Linked DNA regions of Homo sapiens: region 2 is linked to region 1. A link is a loop called in an ENCODE intact Hi-C map of the cell type or tissue named here. Cell type or tissue: mammary epithelial cell. All regions are shown on one strand. Each heading gives the region's core, and the rest is flanking DNA. Links, peaks and the distances in the headings are about the cores only.

What was found. A loop is a pair of places that touch in the nucleus more often than their neighbours do. Peaks named below come from ENCODE experiments on the same cell type or tissue, not always from the same donor. Only the 100,000 strongest peaks of a DNase experiment are listed, where the experiment ranks them.
Region 2: a loop joins it to region 1, with 3 times the contacts of the local background. A loop is called at or near these places in 7 of 110 quality-filtered maps.

Annotation. Positions count from the first base shown.
Region 1 is chr11:12,122,647-12,129,587 of GRCh38, reverse strand. All of the region lies in intron 1 of MICAL2 (microtubule associated monooxygenase, calponin and LIM domain containing 2), which reads right to left. Among named protein-coding and RNA genes, the nearest start is that of MICAL2, 16 kb to the right of the region's middle. In mammary epithelial cell, for the core only: a CTCF peak has its summit at 2,780 (motif pointing left); DNase peaks (open chromatin) are centred at 2,807 and 3,627; H3K27ac peaks cover 3,463 bases.
Region 2 is chr11:12,279,726-12,283,725 of GRCh38, reverse strand. It overlaps a transcript of MICAL2 not described here. Among named protein-coding and RNA genes, the nearest start is that of PARVA, 96 kb to the left of the region's middle. In mammary epithelial cell, for the core only: a CTCF peak has its summit at 1,691 (motif pointing right); a DNase peak (open chromatin) is centred at 1,725.

The DNA.
Region 1 (6,941 bases), core at 1,119-5,118:
CACATGACCTCCTCCCAGTCCTCTTTAGGAAAAGGGCTAAGGGGGAAATGATGAATGGCTTTAGGGGAAGAGTCAATCTGAAACTCCAGAACAAAGCTTTCTGGGATAGGAAGGGGGGTGCGTGTTTCATTACCTTCCACTTGCACGTTTTGGAGCAAGTTATTCAACCCTGCAGAGCCTCAGTCTCCTGACCTGTTCAATGGGGACAGTACCCAGTAACCGCACAGGGTAACTGTGAAGACCAAATGAAATATGAATGGGAATGTGTTTGGCAAACTGTAAAGCACCTTTGGAAATATCAGACATTTTCCAAATCCTGAGAGGTGGGGTCTTCAGGTCAGAATATGTGGCTTGAAGGGTAAAAGAAAACCAAGAATCACTTCTTTTGGCCCAAGTCTCTATTGACAGCTTCTAGGACAAGGCACAAGTCTTCAGGGATTTTAGAAAGATGCTGATTGAATTCTATTCATGGTCTTGTAAAGGGGAGACCTACACCCACATCTATATAATAAGGCAAAACAGAATGTGTTACAGAATGATCCTGCAGAGAGGATGGACATTCTACCCTGACCTCAGAGATTAAGAAGGCACTTACAATAATACTATAATATAAAAATAATATAAGAATTGTTAACATAATAATAACTCTTTCAGAGTGCTTGCTATGGGCCAGGCACTGTTCTAAGTGTTGACATAGCTTCTCTGATATTCTCATAACAACCCTATGAAGCAAGTTTGCAGATGACAAAACTGAGGCACAAAGAAATTGACTTCTATCTTGGACTTACATGGCTGGTAAGTGCTGGAGCCAGGATTTGAACTTGTCAGGCTCTGCTCCTTTTGGGAAACCAAAATGGGTTTCAGATAGACTCTGAGAGGGTGGCTGAAAGGCTCTGATAAAGCCTGCAGGGCTGAGTCATTGAAGAAAGGTACTGTTTCACCCACAGTGTCTCCCACCCATGCTTTCCCCACTACATTCACACTGCCCCGATCTGTCCTGGAAATTGGCCATGCCTCTGCTCTCCCTGCACCTCTTTGTGGGTACCTAATACCAAGGGAGACTGATATGAGAACCTATATGTCAATGTTTACATTTACACAATGGAACACTCATGGATTAATCCCAGCTCTGCCATTTACCAGCTATGTGACCTTGTCAAGTCTTAGTCCAGGGCTTCTGCTTCCTCATCTGTAAGATGTGGTTAACACTTATTATCTTGGGCAGTTATTGCAAAGATGAAATGGGATGTGTCTAGTGCAGCACCTGGCATGTTGCAGTCTTGATAAACAACTGTTAAATAGGAAGACTTTACAAAGGATTTCCATTGCAAAATCATTTTCTTCAAGGTAAGATCTGGTGGTAACAGTAGTACTTTTAACTAGTATTCACCTGGTTTTCATCTGCCACTAACCTACACCCACAACATGGATGATCTCATTTAATCCTGAAAAGCGCCATTATTTTCTTCATTTGACTTGGCTTCAGGACAAGAAAGGATGTCCCTAACACATTAATTTTACACACACATACGTATATGCAGACAGAGGGACAGATAGTAGAGCAAGACAATATTTTTAGGCACTTATTATATGTCAGGTGCTAGTCTAAGTATTCTACATTCAGTAACCCACTTCATCCTCTTGAAAACGTGCCTGAAATGGTAAGTACCATTTTATCTCCATTTACAGATGTGGAGCTTGCAGCACAGTGAGGAAAGTGTCAAATGAGTAGACTTTTTTAGTCTACAGTGGTCATCTCCTCCTGAATCTCTGCTCCCCTGTCTCAGCCGCCAATATCCTATCCCCTACAAAGCCACTAGGGAGATCTCCCCACACATGTCACTCCTCTGCTCAAGAGCACTCAAAGACTCCCTACTGCCTAGTCAAAGACCCCCAACAGGTCGAAGAGGATCAACTGTGGGCTCAAGATCCCAGTAGGATCTGGCCTTGCCTCCTTCCCTGTGCTCCCAAAGTCCCAGTGACAGGGTGAGTCAGTGAAACCTTCTCTAACCACTCTGTTTAAAATTACAGCCCTCCCCGAGCTGCTCCCCTCTCCATGCAGCACACACCATCTCCTTCCCTGCTTTGATTTTCTCCACCATACCTCTCATCACCTGGCCTCCCACGCATTTAGCTCACTTGTTTATTGTCCCTCTCCCCTTCTGGGAATGTGGCAAGGGATGTTATCTTGTTTTGTTTTTTTCCCTGCTGCAACCCAGCACTGAGAGCAGTGCCTGCCACAGAGTAAGAGCTCATAAATACCTGCTGAATGAATGAATGAGCAGACATGTAAAATGCCTAAGAAGAAAATGTCCCCATAGAGCAATGGTGAAAGAATGGCTCCAGGAGGCTGGAGGCTAGAGATGCCTAGACTGAAATGTCCTGGAGCTAGACCCTTTCTTGCCTATCTTCCTGAGATTTACAAGAGTTCCCTGTGAGACCCTGGGCCTTCATCCTCCCATCCCTGTTCTGAAGTTAAACACACTCCAACTCAATCTCTCTCTCATTAAAGCCTCTTTGCATCTGTCCTAAACTCACCTGCCTAGCCTCATTTCCCGCTGCCCACCTTCAAAGCAGGCAATTCCCCATTTCTCTTGGCCTCAACACCCACTAGAGATGCTCTCTTCTTACTCCCAACTTATCCATCTGCACTGCAACTACCCATCAGGATCCAGATCAAATGCTGCTGCTGCCGCCACCTCTGCTCCCTCCTCCAGGAAGCTTTCCAGGCCCTCCCTAGCCCACAGAAAACACTCCCCACACCCACCGCTGCCTCCTTCAGGCAGATGGACATTAGTCATGAACTACCTTGTGGTTTTTCTTCTATGATTGAGCTGAACTGTTGCGAAAATCTCCTGTTACTTAATTTTTTTTTTTTTTTTACACACATAAGCCTTGCTTTCCCAAGCCCACTGTAAATACTTTAGGAGGAGAAGTTGAGCCTTATGCATCTTGTCATCCCCACAGCACAGAGCCTAGGGCACATAGTAGGTGTTCAATAAATGCTTCTTAATTGCCCAGGGTAAATAAGTCACCTCCCCAATCAGGTCACTTCCTCAATTATAGGTACCTGGACTGGCCACTCCCAAGAGGCTGCATTTTTTCTTCAGAGCCAGCTGTGATCTCAGTTACCTGCAAACCTCACCATGGGCCTATGTTTTCAAAGGATGTTAGACCTATTCTAATCTCACTCCACTGAACTGGGCAGACGAGATGATTTGTAAAGCATCTCAGGTCTGGCAAAGCAAAGTACATACTTCTTCCAGGCAAACCCAGAGATTCAGAGCTTCCAATCTCCTTAAATACTGGAGTTCACAAGAGGAAAAAACCATGGTGTAAGTTTTAAGTGACTGACAGCAGAAAACCAACATGAGGCTCAGGTGCACGCTTTGAGCACCAGCTATCACTAAACCGAGATTACAGTTTACTGTAATGGTCCTAAAATCCCACATGACTTCTGAGGGAGAGGCCCTGTTTACTACAGACCCTCCATGTGCTGGCCTATGCCAGGCTCTGCAGGAGGGCCTCCCTGAGTCCCCTCTGCAAGGTAAGTGGGCTGGGACCAGCCAGCTTTACACCTGAGGAGCTGAGGCCCAGGTGGGTAGGAGGCTGCAGAGCCCTGACTCAAGCAGGTGAGTCACTCACTCCACATGGCCTCACCAGTTCACATTAGCCAATCAGGCATCCCAGATTATCTGTTATTTAAAGAAAAAAAAAACTGAATAAGAAATACTTGCACCGGATTCCAAAGTCAAAAGAATACAAAAGTATTCAGAAAAAGTTTCCCTCCTACTCCTGTCCCCATCTACCTACCACGTCCCCACTCTAAAACAGGTCACCACTATTATCAGTTGCTTGTGTCTGTTTCCGGACCGTGATTATGCATATATACACAAATATAAATATGTGTCCTTTTGTTTACATTAACTGATAGCAGACTAGACACACTTCTCTGCACCCAGGCTTTATCTTTTAAAGGACTAGACTTGGGACAGGGCAGAGAGATAGAGTGTCTCTACATAACAAAAAAAAGATGCCGGGCACGGTGGCTCACGCCTGTAATCCCAGCAATTTGAGAGGCCGAGGCGGGCAGATCACGAGGTCAGGAGATCAAGACTATCCTGGCTAACATGGTGAAACCCCGTCTGTACTAAAAATACAAAAAAATTAGCAGGGCATGGTGGTGCATGCCTGTATTCCCAGCTACTCGGGAGGTCGAGGCAGGAGAAGCACTTGAACCCAGGAGGCGGAGGTTGCAGTGAGCCGAGATCGCGCCACTGCACTCCATCCTGGGTGACAGAGCGAGACTCCGTCTCAAAAAAAAGATGTACAGCTATGTGAAAAGCCCATGAAATAAAGAGAAATATTCTGGAGAACACATGGGTGAGAAGGGAAGAACTAAGGCATAGAGATACGATGGAAATGGACCCCACTGGGCTGCTGCTGATACAGATCCCAGGCTAGCCAGAGATGAGCTCTGGCGGGTGGGGCTGAGATCAGACACCCTGAGAGCGCAGGAAGCCCCAGTGGCTAAAGGCTAAGCCTGGCTTTGCAGAGAGTTTCATCATCTAGAAGAGAGAGGATGTGTCCATAGAAACAGGGACTAACCTAGTTCCCTAATTCCCACAACAATGGTGGAATGGGTTAGTGACCAGAAGGACACAGGAACTGTGGAGGAAAAACAATCATTTCCTGTGAAATTAGCAAAAGACCAAGAAGGGGAAGTTGGTGCTGGAGACTCAAAGAACACAGACTTCAAGTGGCTGGGAGATCAGAAGAGCTGCTAGATGCGAGGTGGAGGAAGTTAATGACTTGGACTCTGAATGCAACTCCAGCCAAACAATTGAGGAGACCAGGACAGGGGAGCAAAGAACCAACACTGGAATGAAGAGTAGAGTGGAGATAGGGGTTTAGTGTTTTTGTTTTGTTTTTTAAAAAGGATATTTAGACATTTGCAATGACTTCAAGTCCCCTAGCCCGGGAAAGTGACCTCCCAGAGCACGGAAAACGTTCACAGATGAGATGCTAAGCTGCCTGGTGCAATCTCTGGGGAGCAGCCCAGGAACAGCTGAAAGCAACCTTGGAGCCCTCGAGGAGCTGAGAACACGTAACGTTAAGGCTGTTCATGTCCTTTTTGATGAAGCACTTGATAGTAGATGCAGAACTGCAATGGGCATGGCCTATCTAGCTTCAGAAAGGCGTCTTAGGTCAGAGAAGCAAAAGGACAGAGACTAGGCTAGGGGCGGCTTCAATCACTCTTCCCAAAGTCAGTCGGTCAAAGATCGCAAGTCCACTGAGGGGAGGTCTCCAGGAGTGTGACAGAGGGGTCCCTTCGATAAGCATTTATCATGACTTGGGTGACGCTGTGGAAGGCATACTTAAATAGGATTCTGATCAATGGAACAGGGCTGCACTGAATTTAACAAGTTGAAACTTAACAGGAATGATCATTCTGAATCAAGCAGGAGCAAAATAGGAGGCTCTGCCTTTAAATTCTAAAGCCACACAAGTTTAGGACAGGGGAGAAGCAGCTTAGCAACAGCACATGTTAAAAAGACCTAGTCAGCAGTAACGTCTGTGATGTGATGCTGCTGCCAGCAAAGCTCATAGAGTCTTGGGCTGCATTAAGAGAAGCAGAATGTCCGGAACTGGAGGTGATAGCTCCCTTCTTCTGCTGTCCTCATACCATAAATACAATATATGGTCTGGACACTGCCTTCGCTGTATAAAAAGATCTGAACAAACTAAGGCATGTTCAGAGGAAAACCACAGAGAAGGTAAAAATCCTGAACCCACACTGTGGGTTGTTAATCTGGAAGAAGATGCAGGAGAGAAACAGAGGGCTGTCTTTAAATAACGTATTTCACTGATCAGAAATGCATTTTTCCCATTATAAAATGTCTGAAAGCAGAATGTGTCTTAAAACCCCCTGAAACCTAACGATCTCTCCCGGGATGCAGCTGTGGCATAGCTGTCACCGCCTCACATATGGAAATTTGACTCATTCCTGGTGGCATATCTGAACAACCATGATCTAAAACATTTCAGGAGCCAATACTTTTAAGGACCATTTAAGGAAGGAATGTGAGTCCTGGTTGTTAACAAAAAAACTTTCATTGATGCCTTCTGGTAAAATCAAGAAAACACCAGAACTGACATAATGGGTGTCAGCAGCTGGAAAAAATTCCAGGGACAAGAGAGATGAAGAAATACATCCCCACCTGACTAGAAGAGAACAGTGAGTCAGAAAACCATGGACATTGATGAATCTCAGTCAAAAAGTGATTCAGAAGAGTTAGATTCTGAAAGCGAAGTTTTAGAAATGCCTTAACCAATTTACTTTTATATATATGCAAGAGTGATATAAAATAAAAAAAGTATGTCTAAAATCTTAAAAAATTCAGAAAATATAGAATAAAAATTTTAAGCAATGGCAAAGCATTGTGCCACAGTTTAATTGGCAGCTCTTTTTCTTTCTTGAGGGTACATGAAATAATGGTATATCTTTCAGTTGATGGTGTTAGAGATTTGATTAAAAAAAAACAATTTCTGAAGAGCTATTGGGTGGTAGACAGATTAGACCTACTCTCCATGGCACCCAAGGGGAAGAACTGGGACCAAATGCCAGAAGCTATAGGAAGCCATCAGGAAGGAGGAGTTCAAAGACAGGATGGATCACCTCCCACCTATAAACTCAGGCTAAACCACCACTGTGGAGTCAAGCATCCAGTGGGATTGATGATAAGGCTCTCCCAGACCTGCAGTTCCAAGGTTTATGAGAAGAACTTCTCACCAGGAAGCGAAAGGTGGCCCATCGTTCTTCACTGCACACACAGGTGCTTTGACTGAGCCATTCCCTTTAAAAAGTCATTAAAGGCAGGCCAGGCGCGGTGGCTCACTCCTGTAATCCCAGCACTTTGGGAAGCTGAGGCAGGCAGATC
Region 2 (4,000 bases), core at 1-4,000, 160 kb before region 1:
TACATAATATAAAAATTGTTACTTATACATTTTTAAGTCTAGATTTCAGTGACATTAAGTACACTTACCCTGCTGTGCAGCCATCACCACCTCACCACCACCCATCTCCAGAACTCTGCCCTCATCCCAAACTGATGTATGTCCTTTTATGACTGGCTTATTTCCCTTAGCAGCATGCTTTGCAGGTTCATCTAAGTTGTAGCACATGTCAGAGTCCCTTCTTTTTAAAGTCTGAATAACATTTTGCTGTATGGATATACTGCGTTTTGTTTATCCATTTGTCTGTTGAACATTTGATTTGTTTCCCCCTTTTGGCTAATGTGAATAATGCTTCTATGAGCATGGCTGGACCAACGTAGAGTCTTTTTTTTTTTTTTTTTTTAAACTCCACACTGCAACCAGGAGTCTTTTCAAAGCAATATCCTGGTCTTGTCTGGCATTCCCTTGGTCTACCTTGGAGGCATTTATCCAGGTGAGAATTGTGGTTAATGAAGCTCCATAAAACCCACACAAAGGGTCAACCCTGCATTATTTGGTAAAGTGATGGGGTTACCATAACCAGCAGCACAAAGCACAGCACTTAGACCTGTGCCAGAGAGCTTAACTGTACAATGTGGTCCACCTAGCAATGATAAAACAATGACTGATGAAGACTAACTCGACAAAGAATTGTTTGAGAGTCACGCATTCTACCCACTTACCTACTCTGTATTTTATTCTGGCGTTAAACTGGACTGTCAGAAACAAAATGCTTTGGCTTCACTACCCAACCCAACTAGTCTCCCAACACAACCCCATCCCGCTAAGAAAACTGCTATCACTGAGTCATGTTTTTTTGTCATGCCCTCACCTTCCAGCAAGGGTTGCTGTAAGAAACAGCCTCGAGAATACTAAGGCTGCATTTTCTGAGGAACTGTTAAGACATGATCGAACACATTTCTCAATATCATCTATTTGGTATGAGCCAGAAACTACAGAGTTAAGCATTAGGAGAAGTTGTGCCTACTCAGAGACCTGCTGCAAACCAATATATGTTTTCCTCATAAACAATGAGAGTAACGATGTTCTGTGTTTCCTTTTAAATGCTGGAAGCTAGAAAACTCAGAATCAAACTTATGATTCAATTAGAGCAACTGTTTAGGATTATGGTCTGCCTCTCTGGGGTCTATCCCTCCTAAACTGGTTTTGTTAGACCTGATTTTGAGGCTTGATCTTTCATATTTATAAATGTACAATTTTGTTTTATGTTTTTCTTGTAAGTTGCCTAAAACCGTCTGGCAATTGGAGGGGAAATGGAGGGAAGGGATGAAAGGCAGGCCAACTTCATATCTGGAAATGGGGAGCTGGAGCCCAGGGGGATGGAAGGGTACACCAAGGCCACGCAGTAACCAGAGGTGGGGCTGGACCCAGCTGGGCACAGGAGAGTACTCAGTTCAGTGCCAGTGCTGAGCCTTTCTGCACAGCCCCACAAATGGTACTTAACAAATGTGTTTGGATGATAATCTGTCCTTTTTAAAAAGTGTCACTTTTTTAAAAAATGAGGGTAAAATTCAACATTTCTAGAGTAAATTCAACAATTCCAGGATTTAAAAATATCTATATGAGTTCTTTCCGCCCCAGCCCTCGTCTTCCTGGGAAACCATCACTCCTGAAAACATTTCACGGACCAGGTGGCAATTCTGCTCATGACCACCAGGTGGCGATGCAGGACAAGTTGAGCTCCAGCTCTCCCAGGGCAACTAAGGCTGTGGGGCCATTGGGCAGCAAGTTTCCGTCAGGTTAGACTGTTTCTTCCCAGGCTCGTCCAGAAGTTACCCATAAATCAGACGATTTGGTCCCAAATTGTTGACTGAATCAAAACACTCAGTTCCAGGTCAACTTTGTATTAAACACAAGCTGGGCTGCTAAAGACAGCTACCTCTTAGTAAGCCAGAGCTTGGGCAGTGGTGGCTGGAGGGTGGCACCAGCACTGGCTGAGACTTCGGGAGACCACTCAGCCTGTTTGCTCACCTGTGAAACAGGCTTCGCACTAGTTACCCCACAGGGTCATCCTGGGATGACCACACGTATGGGAAAAGTCCTGGCCCATTACAGGTATGCAGTAAAAGTGTATTAATTGTTGTGTAGAAGTTTGGGTGCATCCCACAAGCCCCAAACACTGGTAATGGCCCCGGTGCTGTGCAGGTGGTCCCAGGGAGATGATGCCATCCAGGGCTGCATGTTGTCCAACAGCAGCTGGACCCAGCTCCCTTCCCTCAGGGGCTATGGGATGCTGGAGGGGCCCCTAAGGAGGTGCCCATACAGGAGGCAGGAGAGCGATCACTCCAGGCAAGAGAGACCTGCGGGCCCCTGATCCCTGCCAGCCTGTGACCAACCACAGCCAGCCAGTCCCCGTGATGTCTTCCCCACTGGGATTCCAAAGCTTCTCATGGAGAGGGAAGCCAGGCCTGGTTCAAGTCCCTTCACTGCCACTTGCGTCCCACTCCCCAAAGGTCCTAGCCCCACCGCCTTGAAGCCTGAGGGCGAGGCTTCCTGTCACCTGGTCCTCCAAGAGGGAAATTCAGCTGTGGGGGTCTCTGTTCCCTCCCCACTTCCCAGAATCAAGCCTGGTGGGCTCTCTGCTTACCGTGCACAGCTCTGGGCTCCTCAGGGCACTGTGGAGAGACTGCCCTGCTCAGGGCCTCCCCTAGGGACGTGTGCGGTAGATGCGGGGATCCTGGCCGCCAGGGTTTCTCTTCACAGGGTTCTGTGTGGGAGCCCTCGCTGCCACCATAGTCAGACTCTGTGTCAGAGCTGGAAGGAGGAAGGAGTGGGTGGGTGAGTCAGGGGGCCTGGAACCCATGCCCCAACACACCCACACTGCGTCCTGCCCAGGACTGCTCCAGCGCACCTGGGGGGCCTGGGCTTAGTCCTGTGTGCCCAGAGCCCAGCTTCGGACTTTGTTATGGGTTGAATTGTATTCCTGAAAACTCATATGCTGAAGTCCTAACCCCAAGTACCTTCAGATATGACTGCATCTAGAGATAAGGCCTTTAAGGAGGTCATTAAGGTAAAATGAGGTTGTTAGGCTGGGCCCTTGTCCCATGCACCTGATATCTTTCTAAGAAGAGGAAATGTGGACACACACAGGCACAGAAGGAAAACACTATGCAAACAGGAAGATGCCATCTACAAGCTAAAGAGGGAGGCCTGGAACAGATCCTTCCCTCCAATCCCCCAGTAGGAACCAACCCTGCCCACACCTTGATCTCAGACTTCCAGCCTCCAAATCAGTGAGAAAATACGTTTCTGTTGTTTCAGCCACCCAGTCTGTGGTGCTTTGTTATGGCAGCCAGAGCAGAACAATACAGGCTTGGCTCAGAGCAGAAGGGGCCCAGCAATGCATGAGGAGCTGTTTGAATAAAGCCTGCTCTGCTCACCTGCACCTGCCCCGGAGCATGACTCCTAAGGTCTCTCTGGTCAGATAAGCTCATCATTAGGGACTTGGTCCCGAAACTTCAGGCATTTAAATACTGCTCTCTTCCCCATGGAATGGATGAGGGAATGGAAAATTCTACCTGGGTGGGGGTGAGGGGTGGGTGGTATTTAACATGGGCCTTAAATAACTGGAATTCAAGTGGCAAAGAAGTGGAGGCAGGGTGTCCTAGACAGAGGGGCAGCCCAAGCACACGCAGTTCCAGGATGGGAAAGTACAAAACTGCTCAAGCAGTGATGTGTTAGTGAAACTATATATATCCACACACTCTCTGTACATGGAAATCCAGCAGGGTTCCTTCCACAAGGTCACTGCCACTCGTCCACCTGTGTCTATGGCAGACCCCCTATCCATCAGAGTGCCCAAGCCTGGCTGGTCATGGTGCCCCAGTCCTGTTCACTGATTGTTCCCAGAGGGAAGTATGTGATGTGGGAGTAGCAGCTGGAGGCCTGCCTTGGCATCCTGACCTGAGGACATGAATTTATGGATACGGTCTGAGACCCTCAGTAGCCGAGTTCCATGTGT